3 separate regions of the Homo sapiens genome follow, and all the other regions are linked to region 1. The links are chromatin loops, found by intact Hi-C in ENCODE. Cell type or tissue: endothelial cell of umbilical vein. All regions are shown on one strand. Links, peaks and the distances in the headings refer to the core of each region. The heading gives the core; the rest is flanking DNA.

What was found. Hi-C counts contacts between places; a loop is a spot of excess contacts. Peaks named below come from ENCODE experiments on the same cell type or tissue, not always from the same donor. Only the 100,000 strongest peaks of a DNase experiment are listed, where the experiment ranks them.
Region 2: it touches region 1 in a loop (24-fold over the local background); 2 of 110 quality-filtered maps call a loop at or near these places.
Region 3: a loop joins it to region 1, with 10 times the contacts of the local background. A loop is called at or near these places in 18 of 110 quality-filtered maps.

What each region holds. Positions count from the first base shown.
Region 1 is chr1:64,682,995-64,690,564 of GRCh38, reverse strand. All of the region lies in intron 26 of CACHD1 (cache domain containing 1), which reads right to left. Among named protein-coding and RNA genes, the nearest start is that of RAVER2, 58 kb to the left of the region's middle. In endothelial cell of umbilical vein, for the core only: a CTCF peak has its summit at 3,641; DNase peaks (open chromatin) are centred at 2,644 and 3,504; H3K27ac peaks cover 1,861 bases.
Region 2 is chr1:65,205,037-65,212,606 of GRCh38, reverse strand. The region is part of intron 2 of AK4 (adenylate kinase 4); the gene reads right to left. Among named protein-coding and RNA genes, the nearest start is that of AK4, 61 kb to the right of the region's middle. RefSeq lists an enhancer at 5,070-5,149. In endothelial cell of umbilical vein, for the core only: a CTCF peak has its summit at 3,151 (motif pointing right); a DNase peak (open chromatin) is centred at 3,146; H3K27me3 peaks cover 152 bases.
Region 3 is chr1:65,072,887-65,080,456 of GRCh38, reverse strand. It overlaps the pseudogene LOC100129205. Among named protein-coding and RNA genes, the nearest start is that of MIR101-1, 18 kb to the right of the region's middle. RefSeq lists silencers at 4,812-4,861, 4,882-4,931. In endothelial cell of umbilical vein, for the core only: a CTCF peak has its summit at 4,871 (motif pointing right); a DNase peak (open chromatin) is centred at 4,886; H3K27me3 peaks cover 284 bases.

The DNA.
Region 1 (7,570 bases), core at 1,609-6,608:
ACCCCATTTAAATTTAATTTCTTTTGGTATTCTAAGTAATACATGTTTCAAAGGCAAATGCCCTTGCTGATCAAAGGATTCCATTCTGAGATTCCTGGCATGTTTTTAAATATTGCAAAAATCTCCTTTAAACATTTTAAGAAGCAACAGCTCATTAATATTTCCATTGCATCTACAGTTAGCGTCAATCAGCACTTACCCGTGGGTAATGCTAGTCACATTCATGGCTGCAAAATTGATGTTCTTGCATGCAGCCAAGCAGGAGTCATTGGTGGTTGAAATTGTATGCTCTGTGCAAAAATTCTGTCCTCAATGAAACATTACTCAAATGATAGAATTATTTAGCTGTCAGTCCAACTTAACAAATATTTACTGCGTACCTATAATATACAAGTCACTGTGTTGGGCACTGGAAGACATATAAAGATGAAAGCCTGGTCCCTGCATAGGGAGCTCAAAAGCTAATGTTTGAGAAATGAAACAAATATCAGCATTGGTCATTCACTTATTCATTTATTGGAGACCATTATGGGGCTGGAGCGGGAGAAGAGGAAACACGAATAAGAGACGTCATCTTTCCCTAATGATTTTACAGTTGAGTTTGAGACAGATGCTCACAAAACAAAGCCTCCTTTTACACAGATAATGGTAAGTGCTATAACTGAGGTATAATTAAAATCCAGAAGAGGGAATATCTAATTCTGCCTGGGGGAATAAGGAATCTTCAGAGAATGTATATTTTAGTTGGGCTTAAGTGGATGAGTAGGAGTTTGATAAGTGGATATAAAGAAAGGAACAGGATGACCACAGCCATAGAGGTGTGGATATAAAGGCCATCCCTGTTCCATGTGGCTTGGATGAGTGCTAGCAGGTAGCTGGAGGGTAGGGCAGGTGGGAGGCATGAAGTTAAGTCAAATCATAAAGCCCGTGCCGAAGAGTAGCAAATGGAGAGACCACACAAGATACTGAGCAGGCCAAAAAATGGCATGATCATTTGTGTTTAGAGGATGGTGGTTTGGGAGATGAAGCGAAAGGAAAGACAGGGAGCAGTTAGGAGGTTATTTCAACAGCCCGCGTGAGGGATAGAGAATTAAACTAGGGCAGTGGGATTGGACAGATTTAAAAGCTATCTCAGTGGTGGAGGCAAGAGAAATTGGTAAGTCATCAGATGTGGGGGACTGTGGGGGTGAGGAGTAGTGAAAGGTGACTACAACTTCAAGTTATAAGGATAAGAAAGGACAACTCACAGATTGAGTCTCAGGAAAGAAGACACATTTTGTTTATGCACAGCTTGATTTTGAGACTCTGTTGGTCACATATGTGGAGATGTCTAGCCAGAATCTCAGAAGTGTCATCTGCAAATTCAGGGCAGAAGAGGAAGTGTTCACTGACATATGTGTCCACCATAAGCATGGTCGGGCCTGGTTAGTACTTGGATGGGAGACATGTGTGTCCACCATGACTGAGTGCCTTCTTGGTGCCAGGTGCCAGGCTAGAGGCTGGACAGGAAAGGGCTAAGGTGAGGCCTCAGCTCCTGAGAGGCCTACCTTAGGGCAAGAAGGGGAAACACCCATGTGCTAAAACAGAGGCACACAAAAGGAATTCCAAAGCCAATGGACTTGGCTTAGATCCTTGAGGTGACAATTGGGTAGACCTGATGGGAGAAAAGGGGCTAAGTAGGTAAAGACAGGGGTGTAAAGGTACCTCCAGCAGGGCCCAAGCACATGCAATGGTACAACAGCTGGAAGGGCTCTGGTGGCTTCTGGGAATGGTGAAAGCTTGGTGCTGGGGGTTGGGGCGGTGGGAGATGGCACTGGACAGATAGGCTAAGACCAGGTCAAGAAGGCTGGCTGAAGCTATGAGCTATGATCTAGTAGTGGACAGTGGGAGTGGTCAGGGGGCAATGGGGAGGCTGGACAGAAGGAAGGTGGGATCAGAGGCTCAGAGGACAGGGTGCTGGAGCATGGGCCTCGAGGAGATGGCAAGGACATAAAGTAGGGCAGTCGCAGTGTGTGGACTGTTCAAGTGCACAGTAGGCTGGATTTGGTGACCAAATGGACTTGCCTGGTGAAGATGCCAGGGAGCTGACATCCTTGGAAAAGGTCGAGGTTTCTAGGTTCAGATACTGAGCAAATAGTGATGCCCTTACCCAGGATTAAGAGACCAGGAGCCAGAATAGGTTTCTCAGCTTTAGCAGTGCTAAGTCTGGAGTGTTAGATTGGGTGCTAGGCTCCAGAATCTAAGTCACAAACTGCTGTGCATATTAAAACCACCTTATGCTATACATGTAAAGGATTAAAGTAGAAAACAGGATTTTAGCAAAATCCCAGTGATTATTCAAACACTTCCTGGATAGCTTCCCGTCTCTGCTCATTTACAAGCACCCACACACTAACTGATAATTCATGTTAGCATTCGAGGTGTTAGATTCATGGTGGCCCTTCTGCTTGGCTCACCCTCCCACCTTCCTCATCTTGCTATTGTGCCTCATGCTTCAGTTGGAAAGTCTTCTCTGGGAAGCTTTCCCAACCTATTTCCCCCACCCACCTCCAGTCCTGCCAGCCCACATGGGGGCTGGTGCTCCTTCTGTGATTTTACATGCATTCTGTGCACATCTCTTATATTTTGCCATATTATAATAAAAAATATAAGGCTATCTATTCATTAGCAAATTCTTTCTTAAATTGTAAGTTCCTGTTTATCTTTGTATCCCTAGTATTTAACACAGTGACTCACACAAAGCAGGAACTTAAAAACAACTGCTGCCCCACCCCCCACCAACGCACACTATACTCTCAAAGCAACAGCATCAGTGAATTTTGTAGTTACCTGTGGCTTTGCCTGGTACAACATTCACTAGTCTCATCTAATAATGCAGACATTCTAGGATACACTGGACTCTGTCCATGGGTTATGACAGAGTCCAGTGACACTCTGAACCTGGCTGGTCACAGGTCCTGGGTTCACATCCAGGACGGTAGTGATGGTGCAGCTGTCTCCAAGGCAACTCAGGAGGGCACCCATCTCTTCATCTCAGGATGGCACCCCCATCTCTTCTGCTACTGCTTTCTGATAGGAACCTCAACAGAGGTGCTTTCAGAGTAAAACTCTCATACTAAGGGCATTCCATTTAATTTCCTTACTATGATACCATTGCTCAACTCCTCTGTAACTTCCTCTTATTTCAATCATTAATGGAAATCTGAAGAGGTCAGGGGAGAAGGGAATAGCAAGTTGTGGAAAAGCAGGAGAAAGACAAACACATTTTCGTATTCAACAAATTAATTGTTTACTCAGTGCCAGGCAGTTCTGCTGAGCACTGGGAAGGGTGATGAATTAAGACAGACATAGTCCCTGACTCATGGAGGAAGACGCACTATTTGAAACACAAAGGATATTTGCAAACACTTTCAAGGAAAAATTTATTTACTATCCAAAGGCTTATGTAGCAAAGTGTCTGCAAATACAATCTCAAGTGGGAAATGGGCTTTAGAAAGGAGGTCAGGCATCTATCAAAAAGAGCCGAGATTAGGTTTTTGTTCTTTGACAGTCTGCTTATATATTTATCTGATAGTTCCTAAGAAACTTTGTTTGATTATAAGGGGTGTGACGTCCCTCTGGGGACTCACTCACCATCTCGTGGCCACAGAGAGTAACTGCAGGAGAATGTTTGTGCACCTCTAGAAAATGGTCTTACGTTCATCTACAAAGTTTTTTGACCAGGTTTTTAAGGTTCAGCATTTGCTTTTTAAGTATTTTGGAATTTGCCACAAACTAGGGAGAAATCTTCCTCTACAAAGAAAAAAATGTTGCCTAATATACACTTACATAAAGTTTCTGATGAGATAGTAACCAAAATACAAATTCACAAGGAACAAATAACGTACAGGTGTTTTTTGACTTAAAAATAAGCCAATAGATGATTGGACAGAACATGATATTTTTAAGAGAAATGGGCAAAGCAGATAGATAGTTGAAAACACACACAGGTAGTAATTGTTTCTAACCTCCACTTGTGAGGGTAACACTGCTGAAAATCAATCATTCTAAGTGGTCTTAGACTATGGGCCAAAATGATTCTACTTTCAAAAAACATTCTCAATTGGAGTAGTTTTTCTTAAGATACAACAATTAAAATTAGATTCTTTTGAAAAACGAAATTCTGTTGGCCACATAAAATATTTCTAAATAAAAATACACCCTAAAGTTTCTAAGTTTAGTTTGGTAACATTCAATTTTCATTCAATTCTAGGATCACAACTCTGAACTCATACCATGAGAGCCGAGGCCGTTGTGTAGTCATGTATTTATAGACTTAATTCTTTTGAGTTTCCTTTTGTGTAACACACTCAAGGATTCACATGGAAATACGCTTATCAGGGAGCAGAGAATCATGACGCCACAATCCTACCAGTTCAAGGGCCAGTCAATGCCATGTTCCTCCATGGGGTTTCCCATAATTTACTCGCAGATAAAAGTGAACTCTCACCCCTTTCCTTCTTTGTTTTACTCTTTTAAGGAAGCTGTCATATTCCACCTTTTATCAAGCATATGAATACATGCATTCATTTATAGCTTCCTCCTAGACTGTAAATTTCTTCAGGGCAGGGTGGGCACAGAGGTAGGGAGGTCAACCCTGAGCACCGTGCCTATCATATGTCATTTCATTTCATCCTCATTGCAACTCCACCCAGCATTTTTTTTTTCTTTTTTTTTTGAGACAGCCCTGTCTCAAAGAGCTCAAAGAGTTCTTGGCTAGAGTGCAGTGGTGCTAACATGGCTCACTGCAACCTTGACCTCCTGGGCTCAAGTGATCTTCCCACCTCAGTCTCCCGAGTAGCTGGGACTACAGGCACGTACCACCATGCCTGGCTAATTTTTTTATTTTGTAGAGACAGGGTCTCACCATATTGCCCAGACTGCAGTAAAAATTTTTAATCCTACCTTAAGTGTTAGGAAACTCAGGTCTAAGGTAGCTCACTAAGGTCTCAACAGCTTGTGGAAAAAAAAGGGGGAGAAGTAGGCTTCAAAGTGAACTGGCTTTACCCTATCTCCTAAGCTCTTCCTCTACACCAAGCTGTCTTGAGGAAGTAACAACTCCCATCTGTAGCCCCCTCCACCTCCACAGTGTACAAGGGTACAGTCATGTCTTGTGTAATGACAGAGATACATTATGAGAAATGTGTCCTTAGGTAATTTCATCATTGCACAAATGTCACAGAGTGTACTTTCACAAACCTAGATGATACAGCCTACTACACACCTCGGCTATATGGCATAGCCTATTCTTCTAGGCTACAAACCTGTGCCACATGTTACTGCACTGAATACTGTAGGCAACTAAAACACAATTGTACACAATACTGTAGGTAATACTATAGGTATTTATATATCTAAACATAGAAGAGGTACCAGAAAAATACCGTATAAAAGATTTTTTAAAATGGTACACCTGTGGCCGGGCGCAGTGGCTCACGCCTGTAATCTCAACACATTGCGAGGCTGGGGTGGGCGGATCACCTGAGGTTGGGAGTTCGAGACCAGCCTGACCAACATGGAAAAACCCAGTCTCTTCCAAAAATACAAAATTAGCCGGGCATGGTGGCATGTGCCTGTAATCCCAGTTACTTGGGAGGCTGAAGCAGGAGAATCGCTTGAACCCAGGAGGTGGAGGTTGTGGTGAGCCGAGATCGCACCATTGCACTCCAGCCTGGGCGACAAGAGCAAAACTCTGTCTCAAAACAAAAAACAAAAAACAAAAAACAAAAAAGGTACACCTATATAGAGCACTTACCATAAATGGAGCTTGCAGGATTGGTAGTTGTTCTGTGTGAGCCAGTGAGTGACTGGTGAGTGAATGTGAAGGCCTAGGACATCAGTGTACACTACTGTAGACTTTATAAACACTATATATTTAGGCTACTCTAAATTTATTAAACTTTTTTCTTTCTTCAATAATAAACCTTTGCTTACTGTAACTTTTTTGCTTTATAAACTTTTAAACTTTTAAAACTTTTTGACTATTTTGTAATAACAGGTTAAAATACAGACACATTGTACAGCTGTGCAAAAATATTTCCTTTTGTTATATCCTTATTCTATAAGCTTTTTTCTAGTTTAAAAATTTTTACATTTCACTTTTTAAACTCCTTCATTAAAAAACTAAGACACAGTGTCTCCAAAAAAAAAAAAAAAAAAAAAGAAGAAGAAGAAGAAGAAAAAACAAAGAAAATCCACGAATATGACTAAATGGCGATAAAATACCAAAAAAAATTTTTACCACAAATGAGATCCTTGATATGTAAGGAATGATACAGTTTTGAAGTGCAGTGAGCTGAGATCGCACCTTTGCACTCCAGCCTGGGTGACAAGAGCGAGACTCCGTCTCAAAAAATAAAGCACACACACAAAAAAACTAAGACACAAACACACACATTAGCCCAGGCCTACACAGGGTCAGGATCATCAAGATATCACTAGGCAATAGAAATTTTTCAGCTCCATTATAATCTCATGGGACCCCTGTAGTATATGCGAAGTGTTGTTATGCAGTGCATAACTGTGCATAGCAGATGCCAATACATCCACCAAATAGGAGAGTAGAGCATACACAGATGAGCAAGAAGTGTGCCAACAAAACAATTAGATTTCCTTGTTTAATGGGTGTATGTAGCTTTGCCTCTAGGCATCACAGGGACATTAACTCAATGTCACCATTTTTAGTGACCCACGTACTGGTTCAAAGGATGCCAACACGCATTTAAATTCTATTGATTTTATGATGCATTTGGAATATGGGGAGTGTCAATGCCTTCCCCTTCTTTTGGTGTTGCATTCTGTCTGCATGAGAAACTATTTTTCATACCTTGGGGATAACATGGATCCAATTATGGAGAAAAATGAAAGGAACCAAGCCCTTAGCTGGATGCCTTAGTGTTCAGATACTGACACTGCACCCTTCCTTTTATCTAAGCTGTTGCTTCATATGCCATTTTACTGAGACAATGGGAGAGGCTAATGGAACGTCATAAACATCACTCAGAATCCTAATTTGGTATTGATGCAATTCCTATTGAGGAACAGAGAGAAAAAGGATTCAGTATTTCAGAGAGAGAAAAGGATTCAGTATTTCTGCTGAATAAGAAATTATTTCTGTTGAACTTTAGTAGCCTCAAACCTGTTTTATTATTCAAACGAGAAGGCACAGAACTGCCTGGCAGCAGGAATTTATGCAAGTTCAAAGGTTTGTAGAGAAAAAAGCAAAAAAGTCAAAGAAACTGAGAAATTTAAGTTCTGCTGTGGTTCTCCATAGAAACCTGAAGTTTCTATTTAGTTGGTGGGAATAATGTCATTCAAAGCCCAAATTAACAGTCTCCAATTTATAAAACAGAGCTTTAGCTGCTCTTATTTGCCAAAGGGAGTTTGAAGACCTGGCTGTAGTGTAAATGGTGACGTTGGTTGCTCTGAGGAGTATCTATTTTTGCATTTTTTAGTGTAGATACAGGGAATACAAGGTTTGAGGACTTTTTTTTTCCAGGATAGGTGTGGAAAAAGCTAAGTCAAAAAGGCT
Region 2 (7,570 bases), core at 1,198-6,197, 520 kb before region 1:
TGAGGTAGAAGGATTGCATAAGCCCAGCAGGTTGAGGCTGCAGTGAGCTGTGACTGTGCCACTGCACTACAGCCTAGGTGACAGACCAAGATCCTGTCTCAAAATAAAATAAAATAAAATAAAAAGTTGGGTGGGTGAGCATGGGTGGATCCTAGGCTGAGCACAGTGGCTCATCCCAGCACTTTGGGAGATTAAGGTGGGAAGATCACCTGAGCCCAGGAGGCAGAGGTTGCAGTGCACTGAGATCGCGCCACTGAATTCCAGCCTGGGAGACACAGGGAAACCCTGTCTCAAAAAAAAAAAAGAATCCTAAAATGTTACCCTGTCTATCTTTCTTCTACCTACCTAAAAAGCAGGGCATCATGGTGGCATCCTTATAACACAGTTACCATTTGTAGAGCATCCCTTATGTGCCAGATATATTACATGCAGAGGAAAAGCCAAAATTGTACAGGCTTGCAAAGGCCTACCCATCTGGGCCCCTGTCCTGCCACCTCTCTCACCTCATTTCTCTGTCCACGTCTCCGTGCCAGCCATACCGGCATCCTTGCAGCTCTCAAGCAGGTGCCCACCCTGGACATTCACAGTTCATATTCCCTCTGCTTTTGCTCCAGATACCCATGTGTATCCTCAGCTCTTCCAAATCTTGGCTCCAGTGGTGCCTTGTTAAGACTTTTCTAACTGTCCTGTTAAACTGCACCTCTACCACACGCCAACACTCCTATTCACCCTTTATTTTCTTTTTGTTTTCCTTCAGAATATTCATCACCATTTGCCATATATGATTTACCTTATTTTTTAAGTGTTTCTATTCCTACCAGAAGTAAACTAAATTAGAGTAGAACATTTTAAGTTCTTGTTTACTGCTATAACCTTAGTGCTGTAAGCGTGCTTTGCACACAGTAAGTGCCGAATGAAAATATTTGTTGAATGAGTAAATATTATCTCAAAAGTAACAATAATTCTGTCAGGTAGGCCTTATCCCCATTTTAAAACTGTAAAAACCAATGCTGGGAAAAGTGAAGTGACTTGCTCAAGATCACATGATAAGTGACTAATCTAGCTTTAAATCAAGTGCTATTTGTCTCTACAATCACACGCCATGTACCACACCATGCTGTCTTCCTCCTGAACAGAAAACTGCAGACTGTGAGAAGCAAATTCTCAGACAGGGAGAAATGCCTGATCCTGATGTCTCTGACAGGCAGCTTACAAAACGACTTGAGAAATCTAAATCTTGTATGGCTTCAGGAACCGCCTGATCCAGTGCTACACGCACAGACCAGATTTTCTCCCCACATACACACAACAAATGTTCTGCATCTTGCTTTTTCTCTTTGGAGATTTTTTTCTTCATATTACATATTACTGTCTCATTCTCTTCTGCAGAGACAGGGTCTTGGTTTGTGCCCTAGGCTGGTCTTGAACTCCTGGCCTCAAACAATCCTGTTGCCTCAGCTTCCCAAAGTGCTGGGAATCATTCTCTTTAATAACTGCAGAGTACAGCATGGTTTAGATAGAGCATAATTTAACCAATCCCCTAATGGTGGACATCCAAGTTGTTTCCAGTCATACTGCAATGAGCATCTTTGCACATGACCTGAAACACATGACTAAGGAAAAGTTGATTCACAGGAATATAGATCCAGAGGCAAGCTGCCTATGTTTGAGGTCCAGCTAAGCCACTTACTTGTGACCCTGGTTGCTTAACCTCTCTGTGCCTATGAAAATAGTAATACCTAATTCATAAAGTCATTGTGAGAAATAAGCAAATTACTATATGTAAATTCCAGAATAGTGGCTGGCTCAGGATAAATTGCATGGCAGGGGGCGGACGGTACTGGGAAAAAATGAAGGCAATGTGGGACTGGAGGTAAAAAGACAAACAGCAGGTTTGAGAAGAAAGATATGAAGGATAAAGATAGATTTGAGCTTTTAGAAAAGGATGAAAGACACACTAGGAGACAGAATAATAATACCACCACCACCATCACCCAACATGAGATTTTCACATAGGAGAAAGTCCTCGGTAACAGAAAAGACAAGAAAGAAAGTAGCATCCTAAGGGGAAATCTAGGTTTTCTTTAATACAGAAAGTGGAGACTTCTGCAAATAGCATGTGTATGTGGCGAGGAGGGTGGGGGAAACTGTTAAGGAAAAAGGATTCCAGAGGGTACGGTGAGGAGGGGAATCAATAATAAAGAAACCGAAGCGGATATAAAAGAAAGGAGAACAGGAGGATGGCTTACCTTCCTCTCAGAAATGAAAGGCAGAGTTGGAAGTGACTGGCCTCAAAGAGTGCCACTTTCAGGGCGAGTGTGGTGTCCTAGACCCAGCAATGGTCACAGAGGCCCTGGGGATAGGCTAAGGCTGCCTCCAAAGTTTGGGGTGCTGTGTCACAGGTCCTGAAAAGGGGCTCTCTCTCACTCTGGTTAGACATAAGGGCAAGTGCTCTACCAAGTAAGTAGTAGTATTTATTCATCTACAAGACTTTTAAAATATGGATACTCAGCCGAGAAGAATGGTCAACACCTACAGTCCCAGCATTTTGAGAGGATTTCACTTGAGCCCAGGATTTTGAGACCAGCCTGGGCAACAAAGTGAGATCCTGTCTCTACAAAATAATTTAAAATTAGCCAGGCATGGTGGTATATGCCTTTAGTCCCAGCTACTCAGGAGGCTGAGGCAGGAGGATCGCTTGAGTCCAGGAGGCCAAGGCTGCAGTGAGCCATGTTCATGCCACTGCACTCCAGCCTGGGTGACAGAGCAAGACTCTTATCTCAAAAAAAGAAAAAAAAGAAAAAGAAAAACATACTTTTCAGCCACAGATCCACTTTAAGGCTTCAGGGCATACAATATGAAATGGTGTCTTAAATGATGGATTCTATAAGGTAGCATGGGAGCTTCAGCATTCTTTAAATTGATCTACATCTGTGTCTCAAGTTGGGCTAAACAAATCAAAGCAATTCAGGTGTACTTCTCACACCAATCAGCCGCCAAGAACAGAATGTCAGATAAGGTACAGTCAGACCAGCACATTTTAAAGCATTTTTAGCTGAGGGTCATTATCCAGCCAGTAAGATCCCCTGTCGGCAGGGATCACTGACCAACTGGAGTAGAATGCACCCTCAAATTTTGTCAACAGGTGGCAGCATTTATAATTTTTCCATTTAGAGAGAATTACAAGTTGAAGTATGCTTTTACATTTACTAAAAGTAACACTCCAAGAAAGGCTTTCTAAATGACTGACTAGCGTTATTCTAGGTTCCTTAATTAGCCCATTCCAAATGTGAATATATTCCATTAATTGTTGAAGAAGTAGAAATGCCAAGAGCTAACGTAAAATAAAGATCATGTTTAAGCATGGACTGCTTGCTTTCCTCCCTTTAGCTCCTCAGAGGGTCTGTTCCACCGCATGCTTTATCATGCTTCCACACCAGACTATCGCTATCCCTCATCCCCTAACCAAGCCTAGAAAAGCTGCTCACTCTTTTCATTCAAACAGCCAATCCAGATTGAAAGCTGAAATTTTATATTTTTAAATTTCTTCCAGAATCTGTCTTGTTATATCACTAATTATGACATCTACAGGTTGTTTTTTTTAAGACCCCCCCCACAAAATATTTACTAAGTGCAGTGAGATATCATTAAATTCCTGACTGGTATTGTGTTCCCAGCAGTGCTGGCCACTGGGCCTTGGCACCTGCTCCTCCCAGCCATGCCAAGAACCCAAGGAAGGGCAGCTGAAGCAGGAGGTGCTGCGGCAACAAGCTGAGGCAGTGGTGGGGAATAGAAAGTAGGACACTTCTGTTTTTCTAATTTGGAGCGCATTCACTCTGCAGGAAGGGTGCAGAGCCAGAGTCCACCACCACGTTCCCAGGCAGCAAAGCAAGCCCTCCGCCTGATGGAAATGAAAGGGCAGTTCAGAAGGGCAACTTCCAACATCCGCCTGGGTTTGGCAGCTTGTGAAAAGGCTATGCGACATCAGCCCCCTTCCTACCTCCATTAAGATCTGGAGCTAACATAGTTGCTTCGGACCGCCCATCTCTTCCCAGTTGTTGAATAAGTAAGAACCAAGTTACAAATGCAAGCCATTGTTCATGACAATCAATCACTGATGATTAGCTTAAAGTTGAAAGCAGGTGGTTGGTTATTCTTCCACAGCCTTCCCTAGCCCAGGAGTTCAAATCACTCACATCACCAACTGGAAGCCTTAGTAGCAAATTAATTACCACCAAAACCTGCTTCATAAAGGCCTTTTCTCTCTCCTATCGTATACTTTCCTTATCTGTTTACACAATGTTTATTTGTACATGTATCAAAGACCTCCATATTCCATGTCATCCAGTTATTATTAACAGATGGTGAAAAGAAGCAGCAGCTGTCCTACTACGAAAAAGTAAAAAAACAACAAATGCCAGCAAGGTTGCAGAGAAACAGGAACACTTACACACTGCTAGTGGGAATGTAAATTAGTGCAGCCACTGTGGAAAGCACTGTGGAGATTTCCCAAAGAACTTACGACTATCAGCAAAACTATTATTGGGTATACACCCAAAGGAAAATAAATTGTTCTACCAAAAAGACACATGTACTTGTATGTTCATCACAGTACTATTCACCATAGCAAAAACATGGAATCATCCAAGATACCCATCAATGATGGACTGGATAAAGAAATGTGGTATATATTCCATATACCATGGAATACTATGCAGCCGTAATAAGAATGAGATCATGTCCCTTGTAGCAACATGGATGCAGCTGGAGGCCATTAGCCTAAGAGAACTAACTCAAGACCAGAAAACCAAATACCATGTGTTCTCACTTATAAGGGGTAGCTAATCATTGAATACACATGGGCACAAAGGTGGGCACAGCAGACAACAGGGACTGCTTGAACCAGGACCAGGGTGCAGGTTGGAAAGCTACCTATCAGGTACTACGCTACCTTGGTGACAGGATCATCTGTACACGAAATTTACCCGTGTAACGAACCTGCACATGTATCCCCTAAACCTAAAATGAAAGTAGAAGGAAAAAAAAAAAAAAAACAGCAGCTGTGCTCCAGATGTCAGCAACTGAAGTTTATGCTTCCTCCTACCACTCTGTGAGCCCCACACTCCCCACAGTGCTGAGAGCTCTAGAACCCACTTCCTGCTCATGGCAGCTTCCTGGGACACTAGTTATAGATCCCAGGGTTTAAGAGATTTGAAATAAGTGGGTCCTGCCCTCAGGAAGCTTATAGGTTAATAGAAAAAGACCCCAAAGCTGAGATGGGAGGACTTCTTGTGCCCAAGGGACTGAGGATGCAGTGAGCTGTGATCGTGCCACTGCACTCCAGCGTGGGTGACAGGGCAAGATAGAGGCAAGAAGGGAGGTAGGGAGGAAGGGAGGAGGAAGGAAAAGAAAGAAAAAGAAAAAGACTTTAAAAACCTAGATATGCTACAATCACTACTTGGTGATCCACTGATAAGCAGAAGATAAGTACTCCAGAAAATTTGGTTTTAAACCACAAGTGTGCATCTTCAAAGAGGCTTAGGGAAATAAAAGATAAATTCCTTTCAGGTAGGAATTCTTGGGGAAATTCCCAAATGGCTTCACTGAGATCCTCTGGGATCATCGCGAGGATTTTTCCTGAATAAAGACACAGATAAAACTGTTACCTTATAACCCTTGTTCTTAAGTAAGTTATACTAAAATCACTGAGCCCTTTTCCCATAAGGGAAAATGCATATTCCATTGAGGAAGGAGCTGTCATCTACAAACCCCTTGCTTAAAGCCTCTTCTGTTTAAGAATTCTGCGTGGTTTGTTTCTTTTGTTTTGTTTGAGACAGGGTCTCGCTGTCACCCAGGAAGGAGGGCAGTGATGCGATCATAGCTCACTGCAATCTCTAACTCCTGGGCTTAAGGGTTCCTCTTGCCTCAGCCACCCCCCACCCAAGTAGCTGGACTACAAGCAAACATCGCCACACCTGGACATTGGTTTTGTGTGTGTGTGTTTGTGTGTGTGCGCACGCACGTGCACACACGCACACGCAGATGGGGTCTGGCTTTGTTAACCAGGCTGGACTCAAGTGATTCTCCTCTTTGGCCTCTCAAAGTGCTGGGATTATAGGCACAAGCCACCGCGTCCGGCCTGCTTGCTTGTTCTTTGAATATAAGTCCCCATACACAAATTAGGGGAAAACCGGTCCCACTGTATCTCAATTAAGACTAAAGAAATTTGTAAATGATTTCACCATAGGCCCATATTTTTATCCCCAGAAAAGTAACAGAATTCAAGTATACCTTCTAAAGGCTCAGCTACAGATTGCAGGCATGACCTGTCTGCAACTGGATGTACAAGTCTTTACTATATGCCAAGCACTGTTATAGGTACTGGCAATATAGCCATGAACAAAATGGATATAACCTGTGCTTTCTGGGGCCTGCACTGGGGGTGGAGGGATAGGGGAGGAATGGAAAATCGAATATGCTCATAAATACATAATGTCACATTATAATAATGTAAGGAGAGTGACGTAGGTAGACAGAATGGTACAAGACAGACCTTCTGAGGAAGGGTTATCTGTGTAGGGATCTGTATCCAGCGATCCACACGGATATCTGGAGACAGGGCACTGCCGGTAGAGGGAACAGTAAGTGCAAGGGCCCACAGCACAGGTGCATGGCACATACAGGTTGAAAAATAATCAAACAGTTATGGAATATAAACAAAGTTTCATTCTCTCCTGCCCTCAAAATAAAAGATATGAGTGTGCCTGAAAGTAGAAGGAAACACAGAAGCAAGAAAAATTTAAAGTATAAAGACAAAAAATAGTCAATAGAATATCCAATATAACTAGTATTATTGAAATAGAAATCTGAACAAATGACAAAAAGGATATAACACAGGAAAACTTCCCTGAAAGGAAAGAACTGAATTGCAGATCAGGAGGATACACTCTATATAGGACATAAATAAATAACAACAACATCAAGTTATTCTACTGACTTCAAGTATGAAGAAATAACTCTTTAGAAAGTCTATACGGGGTGAAAAAAAATCACCTTGAAACAGGTGGAAAAGGGCTGTGCATAGTGGCTCACGCCTGTAAATCCAAGTACTTTGGAGAGCTGAGGCAGGAAGATTGCTTGAGCCTAAGAGTTCAAGACCAGCCTGGGCAACATAGCAAGACCCTGTCTAAACAAAAAATAAAAAACTAGCTGGGCACAGCAGCATACACCTGTAGTCCTAGCTACTTGGGAGGCTGAGGCGGGAGGATCCAGGAGTTTGAGAGTGCAGCAAGCTATTAACACGACTGCACCATCGCACTCTTGCCTGGGTGCCAGAGCAAGACCTGTCTCTATTTAACAAATAAAAATAAAATAAAATGGGGAACCAGGCCAGAAGAAAATGTAACAATGGTTGCAATGTTTTGAAAGACACAAGAACAACTCAAAAATATCAGTTAGCTAATTTTAAAAAATTAGACATTCTCAAACATATTATGAGCTCTTCTGCAGGGAGGGGAGAGGAGGGAGGGACGAAAAAAATATCCAGCAAAATCCAGTCAACCCAGTGTTG
Region 3 (7,570 bases), core at 1,766-6,765, 390 kb before region 1:
AAGAGTTAAATAACTTGTCTAAGGATGCACACAGGTAGGAAATGAAAAGGCAAGGATAAAGGCCAAAGCTATTGACTGTAGAGTCTTTTCTTTCTTCCCCAAACAATAATGACTCATTTTCTTTCTTTTTTTGTTTTTCTTTCTTTCTTTCTTTCTTTCTTTTTTTTAGAGATGAAGTCTCCCTATGTTGCCCAGGCTGGTCTTGAACTCCTGCGCTCAAGCGATCCTCCCACCTCGACCTTCCAAAGTGCTGGGATTACAGCCATGAACCACGATGCCCAACATGACTCACTTTCTTGTGCACTTCTCTGTGGTAGGTACTACTGTGACTTCATTACATATGTTTAGTCATCTAATCCTTGCAACAGTCTTGTGAGGAGAGTACTATTATTATCCTCATTTTACAGTTGAAGAAAGGAAGCATAGGTAAGTTCACGTGTAATTAGCAGAGCAGTCATTCCTAAAGAGTACTAATTGCTGATCAAAGGCAACCAGAGAGAAGGTCTCTAATGCCATGCCACAGTGGTCTGTCTCTGCTATAAGATTTTTGTTCACAATTTACTTGGCTAAAGACTATGATCTACTGCCCAAATATGAGAAAGCATGAATTTTGTTGGGATAACTAATATGCTGAATGGCAGAATCAGGATCCAAAAATATCCCAGTGGTCAAGATGTAACTATGAGAGAACTGTCTGAGATTTGAGCAAAGACAAAATTACTACAGACAGAAAACTTATCAAAAACTTATCTAAGAGTATAGCCATCTGTAGGATGGTTGGTCAATAACTGAAGCAAAGATACACACAAGTCACAGGGGCAAAGGGGAAAAGAATCCTGAGTGCATGAATGCATGGTTCTTGTGACATGTTTATCTTTGTGCTAGAGATGGACATAGCACACTACCATAGTAGAAGATCAACACTGCTGTTGGTGGAACATTCCATCTTTAGGAGAAATTTAAGGACACCTGACTCTATCCTTAGAAGGGAAGCATTTGGATATTTTTGGGCTATGGTCTTGGGTGCTAGAGGGAGTGAGAGGTTTAACTGAAATGTAGTGAGCAAAGAGTTTAAAAGCTATTGTGATTCTCAAGCAACATTATCTTGTATGTAAGAAACTGCAAAGAATCTACAAAAACGTATCATAACTAGTAAGTCCGTTTAATGAGCATCAAAAGAATAAGATACTTAGGACTAAATTAGACGAGAGAAAGGCAAACTTGTACAAAACACTGCTAAGATAAATTTAAAAGGACTTATATAAAATGGGAGAGATATGATGTCATGGGTTGGAAGATTCAATATTGTTAAGATGACAATTTCCCAATATTGATGTATAAATTCAGTGTAGGCTGAATGCGGTGCCTCAAGCCTGTAATCCCAACACTTTGGGAGGCCAAGGCTGGAGGTTGCTTGAGGCCATCCTGGGCAACATAGCAAGATCCCGTCTCTGCCAAAAAAAAAAAAATTAGCTGGGTATAGTGGCATGTGCCTATAGTCCTAGCTACTACAGAGGCTGAGGCGGGAGGATCCCTTGAGCCCAGGAGTTTGAGGTAGCAGTGAGATATTATATGATCATGCCACTGCACTTCAGCCTAGGTGACAGAGCAAGACTCTCTCTCTAAAAAAATAAATAAATAAAACTAAATAAAATAAATTCAATGTAATATCTGTCAAAATCCTAGTAGGCTATTTTTGTTGTTGTTGAGACAGAGTCTTGCTCTCTGCAGTGGTGCAATCATGGCTCACTTCAGCCTCAACTTCGTGGGCTCAAGCAATCCTCCCGCCTCAGCCCCCCAACTACCTGATATTACAGTTGTGCACCACCATGACTGGCTAATTAAAAAACATTTTTTTTTAGAGAAGAGGTCTCACTATATTGTCCAGGCTGGTCTCAAACTCCTGGGCTCAAGCAATCCTCCCACCTCAGCACCCCCACTACCTGAGACTACAGGTGTGCACCACCATGACCGGCTAATTAAAAAAATTTTTTTTTGAGAAGGGATCTCACCATATTGCCCAGGCCAGTCTCAAACTACCAGGCTCAAGCAATCCTCCCACCTCAGCGCCCCCAAGCAGCTGAGACTACAGGTGTGCACCACCATGTCTGGCTAATTAAAAAAAAAATTTTTTTTAGAGAAGGGGTCTCACTATATTGCCCAGGCTGGTCTTGAACTACTGGGCTCAAGCAATCCTCCTGCCTTGGCCTCCCAAAGAGCTGAGATTACAGGCATGAGCCACCATGTCCAGCCTTTTTTTCTTTAAATTGACAAGCTATTCCTAAATTTTATATGGAAGTGGCTGCCTAAGGATTGATCACCATCATGAATGACACAATAACTACTTGAATCAGGAAGTTTATGACCAGCCAACTCCTTGAGATGAACAAATCGTCATTGATGTCCTTCACCCTGGAAAGTTATCAGTACCCAACACACAAATTTGGGAGATGAACAAATGTTCATTGATGTCCTTCACCCTGGAAAGTTATCAGTACCCAACACAGAAATTTGGGAAAAACTATCCAAAATGTACAAGGCTACACTGGATGTCAGTTACTTGGGAGGCTGAGGCATGGGAATCACTTGAACCCAGGAGGTGGAGGTTGCAGTGAGCCAAGATCACACCACTGCACTCCAGCCTGGGCGACAGAGTGAGACTCTGTCTCAAAATTAAAAAGATGCTGAACATCATAAGTCATCAGAAAAATGCAAATTAAAACCAAAATGAGATACCACTATACACTTACTAGAATGGCTAAGACAAAAAAGATTGACCAAGTGAACAAGTGTTGACCAGCATATGGAGAAACTCACATATTGCTGGTGGGAATGTATTTGGATTCAGAACTCATTCTGGTGGTGGCAAGACAACCGGCTTTGATGTGATTTATGATTCCTTGGATTATGCAAAGAAAAACGAAGCCAAACATAGACTTGCAAGACATAGCTTGGATGAGAAGGAAAAGACCTCAAAAAGAACACAAGAACAGAATGAAGAAAGTTAGGGGGACTGCAAAGGCCAATGGTGGTGCTGGCAAAAAGCCACAGGAATAAAGATGCTGCATGACGTTATCTGCAGCCACTGTGTGGACTTTTCATAAGAAGATTAATAAGCTAATAACTTTCATGTGGCAAAAAAGTTTATATGAAAGTGCAAAGAATCCAGAATAGTGAAACAATTTTGATAAAGAAAAAGTTGAAGGATTTACCTGATTCTAAAACTTACTACAATGCCACAGTAATCAAGAAAGCATTATAAAGACAGAACAATAGATATTTAGATAAATGGAAGACTAGAAAGTCCAATAGCAGACTTCACACTTTTGTTGTTGTTGTTGTTGTTGTTGTTTTTGAGACAGAGTCTCACTCTCACCTAGGCTGGAGTTCCGTGGCATAATCTCGGCTCACTACAACCTCTGCCTCCCAGGTTCAAGCAATACTCCTGCCTCAGCCTCCTGAGTAGCTGGGATTGCAGATGCGTGCCACCACACCTGGCTAATTTTTGTATTTTTTTTTTTAGTAGAGACGGGCTTTGCCATGTTGGCCATGCTGGTCTTGAACTCTGGACCTCAGGTGATCTGGCCTCCTCGTCCTCCCAAAGTGCTGGGATTACAGGCATGAGCCACTGTGCGGCCCACGCTTTGGTTCAATTGATTTTCAAGAAACGTGCCAAATAATTCAGTGGGGAAAGAATAGTCTTTTCAACAGAAGGTGCTGGAACAGCTGAATAACCACATGCAAAAAGATGAAATTTGACCTTAACTTCACATTATATACAACAACTTGAATAAAACAGGACAAAATCTTTGCAGCCTTCGATTAGGCAGATTTCTTGCACATGACAGAAAAAGCATGAACAATCTAAGACACAGCTGACAAGTTAAAACTTTATAAAAATTAAAACTTCTGCTCTTCAAAAGACACCACTGAGAAATGACAATATTTGCAAAACATACATCTGATGAAGGACTTGCATCCATAATATATTAAAAACTTCTAAAATTCGGCAATAAGAAAATAACCCAGTAAGAAATGAGCAAAATAGACCACGCATAGTTGCTTATGCCTGTAATTCCAGCACTTTGGGAGGCCGAGGCAAGAGGACTGCTTGAGCCCAGGAATTCAAGACCAGCCTGGGTGACATGGTGGAACAAAAGAATACAAACAAATACAAAAATTAGCTGAGTAGGGTGGCATGGGCCTGTAGTCCCAGCTACTTGGGGGAATGAGGCGGGAGGATCACTTGTGCCCAGGAGGTTGAGGCTGCATTGAGCCATGATTGTGCCACAGCACTCCAGCCTGGGTGACAAAGCGAGACCCTGTCTCAAAAAAAAAAAAAAAAAAAAATTCAAAACAAAATGGAAAGCAATTATGCCCTTATGACACCTCCTTCCTCTTTGGCTGGCCTCTGAAACATCTGGTGCCTCAGTAACTCTGGGGTAAATTTCTCCTTGAGTTCTCCTCCCCAGAGCCTTGGAAGGCCTTGAGGGAGACCTGGAGTGGATTGACTAGCAAGTAACCCTAACCCTGGGGAAGCATCTTCTTTCTCTTGGTGGAGGTTAGAAACAGAAAACTGACAAACAGGAGCACATGTAGAAGACCATGCACAGGATGGCGAAGGCCTTATAATCACGTCCTAGTCATTCTTCATTCTTCCATCAAATACTTGTTGTCTTCACTCTGCCAAATAAGTCAAATAAGTGCTGTGGCTATAAAACAATGAACATTACTGACAAGGTGCTTGCTCTCATGGAGCTTATATTCTAATAGTGTAAAGCAGAGCACAGAGCATACATAGCTGGGTGGATAAATAGAAGAAAGTAATAAGAAAACAACGTTAAGTCCTCTGCAGTTAAAAGGGTGAGAGCACAGAATGACTGAACCACAAGAGGGAGCCAGTCGTGCAAAGACCAAAGGGAGGCACATCAGAGGCACCATTTCTGTCTTAACTGCCATAGCCATTTGAAGCCCTCTATTCCATCTTTAACCAGCTTAAATTTCAGAGTCGATCTGTATAATCACTCCCTGAACTCCCTGACCACTTTAATTCTGCCATGCTGGTGGGCAAAACTGCAACTCCGGTTAAATCCAACTTTCCACCCATACTGTTTCTGTACCCATGAGCTGGTCATAGATGGAAAACAGACAGACAGATAGACAAACACACCCACCCACACACACACCAAGCTGTTTGGTCTTACTTTAAAGGTATCACTAGGAACTTAAGTAGGCCCTTGCTATTTTCCCAGCAAATGTCCTGTATTTCCCTGGTCCTTTCACTCTCCTACTCTATTCATGGACATTTTCATCTCTGTTCTTCTCTTCTCCCCCATCCTCACTCTCAGCTGTCGACTGTGCTTCTTTCCTCACTGAAAAAACTGAAGAATCAGAAGAGAACTTCCATTCACTCTTACCATGCACACTTATCCATGCAGGGGTACGGCTTTAGGCCCTGCCTTTCTCCCTGTCAGTAAGGAAGCACTCTTGGTGCAGCCATGCAAAAGCCTCCACTTGTGCGTTAGATCTCACCCCTCTCGCAGAATAAAGAACACTAGACCAGCAAATCCTCCCTGTCTACCCTACTTCATCAATTTTTCCTCTACTGGATCATTTCTATCAGTATACAACCATGCTGTTGTGTCAACCATTTCAAAAACAAAAATCTCCTCTTGACAGCACTTCCCTTATTGGTTACCTTCTTATTTCTCTGTAACCCTTGTAGCCAGTTGTCTATACTAGCTGTCTCTAATTCCTCTTCTCCTATTATTCTCTCTTAAATTCTCTCCAATCCAGCTTTTGTGCACCACTGAGCTGAAACTGATCTTTCCAAGATCAACAAAACCAGCAAAACTCTATCAGAAGGAAAAAAAGAATGAGGCAGCTGTAAGTTAGGGAAGACGTGTTAGGGGAAGGAAATGGGCAGAAGAGGACTAGACTGAGTACCTGTAACAAAAGAATTCCTTACATGTGTTGTATTCTTTCCACTCCGTTTGGACCATAATTATATATACATATATGTATATATATTTCCTTATTTTCTTTGGAATCTAGTGTTTCCCAGATTGTCAAAGCAGGCTATTAGAGTGAAATCTGAATATTAGACTAATCTGCTCACCATTTAGGGAAAAGGAGAGTAAAACAAAATCATAGCAGTGAGAGAGCTTTTATTTTATGTTTGCTTACCTCTGAAATTGACGTGAAACCTCAGAAACCTAAAAGTCTCTTTAACCTAACCAGGAATGATTTAAACAGTCTAAGAAAGAGTTGCCCCCAAACAATATCCCTCTATTCTAAGATAAATGTAGTTGTGGTAATTTTGCAGCTATCCCTTTTTAAAAATGGCCCAGCCAGGAATTATGTATATTAACCTCAGGTAGCTTTGAAAGTCTGGCTGCAGTACTGTGCTTTCTGATCTTATCAGTGAGAACAACTGTGACTTACCTCAGTGAGGTGGCCTCACTCCTTTAGTGGGCAGGGTGATTCCTATGGATCTAGCACCAAATGAGGTAAACATTTAACAATTACATTTAACAATTGTCCCAATCAGTTGGTTAATATAGGGAATCTCATTAGACAGTGCATATCAGTGTCTGGGAAAATGCAAGTAACAATCCATTCATGAGTTATAAAATTAATTTGATGGGTCGACCAATTTTTTAAAAAATGAAATAAAATAGAAAATATCAGAGTGCATTACACAGACTTAGGATAAGACATAGTTCGTGAGACTTTGGTTTCAGTTGTGAAGAGGTATGTTCTGGTTCATAAGATTACAATTTTTTTATTTTTTATTTTTTATTTTTTTTTGAGACAGAGTCTCGCTCAGCCGCCCAGACTGGAGTGCAGTGGTGCGATCTTGGCTCACTGCAACCACTGTCTCCCGTGTTCAAGCAATTCTCCATCTCCATCCATAATGCAATAACCAGTGTGGCAGAATGTACTAATCAAAATTCGAGAACATTTGGACATTTTCCACATCATTTTCAGCATCATATATCACTAGGCATGAGCAGAAACAAGAGGAATCTGGGGCACTTTAGAGTGGGGCTTTCATGTGCAATACCAGTAAGAGCTTGAACTTTGTAAGTTAAACTACCATAATAGAGATGTTACACTTTACAAACTATTTCACAAACTTGATTTCATTTGAGTTTCTTGTCCATCCTTTGTAGCAAGCAAGGCAAAAAGGTAGCAGCATCTGTGGCAGGTTTCAATGATCCATCCAGTTTAGATCACAAGCCCAGCCAGCAGCTGGGAGGAAGGCTCTTACCCACAGTCCCAGAGAAAGAGCTGGCAAGGGTGAAAAACTATATGTGGGCTCCAGCCAAGTAAACTGGGGTTCGGGGCAGAAATCCAGTTCCAGGAGGGAGAATGGGAAGGGTGAACAGGAACTGGGGCAGAAGCCCAGATAGTAAACAAAGCACACAGGTGGCGAGGCCCATCCTCGGGCACATTGGATTCCAAGCTCACACCCACAGAGTTCCAGAACTCCATGCCTGGCTTTGAAGAAGTAGCAAAGAATATCATGTGGATAAGGGACATGGTGTAGAGGTTATCAGGCACCTGC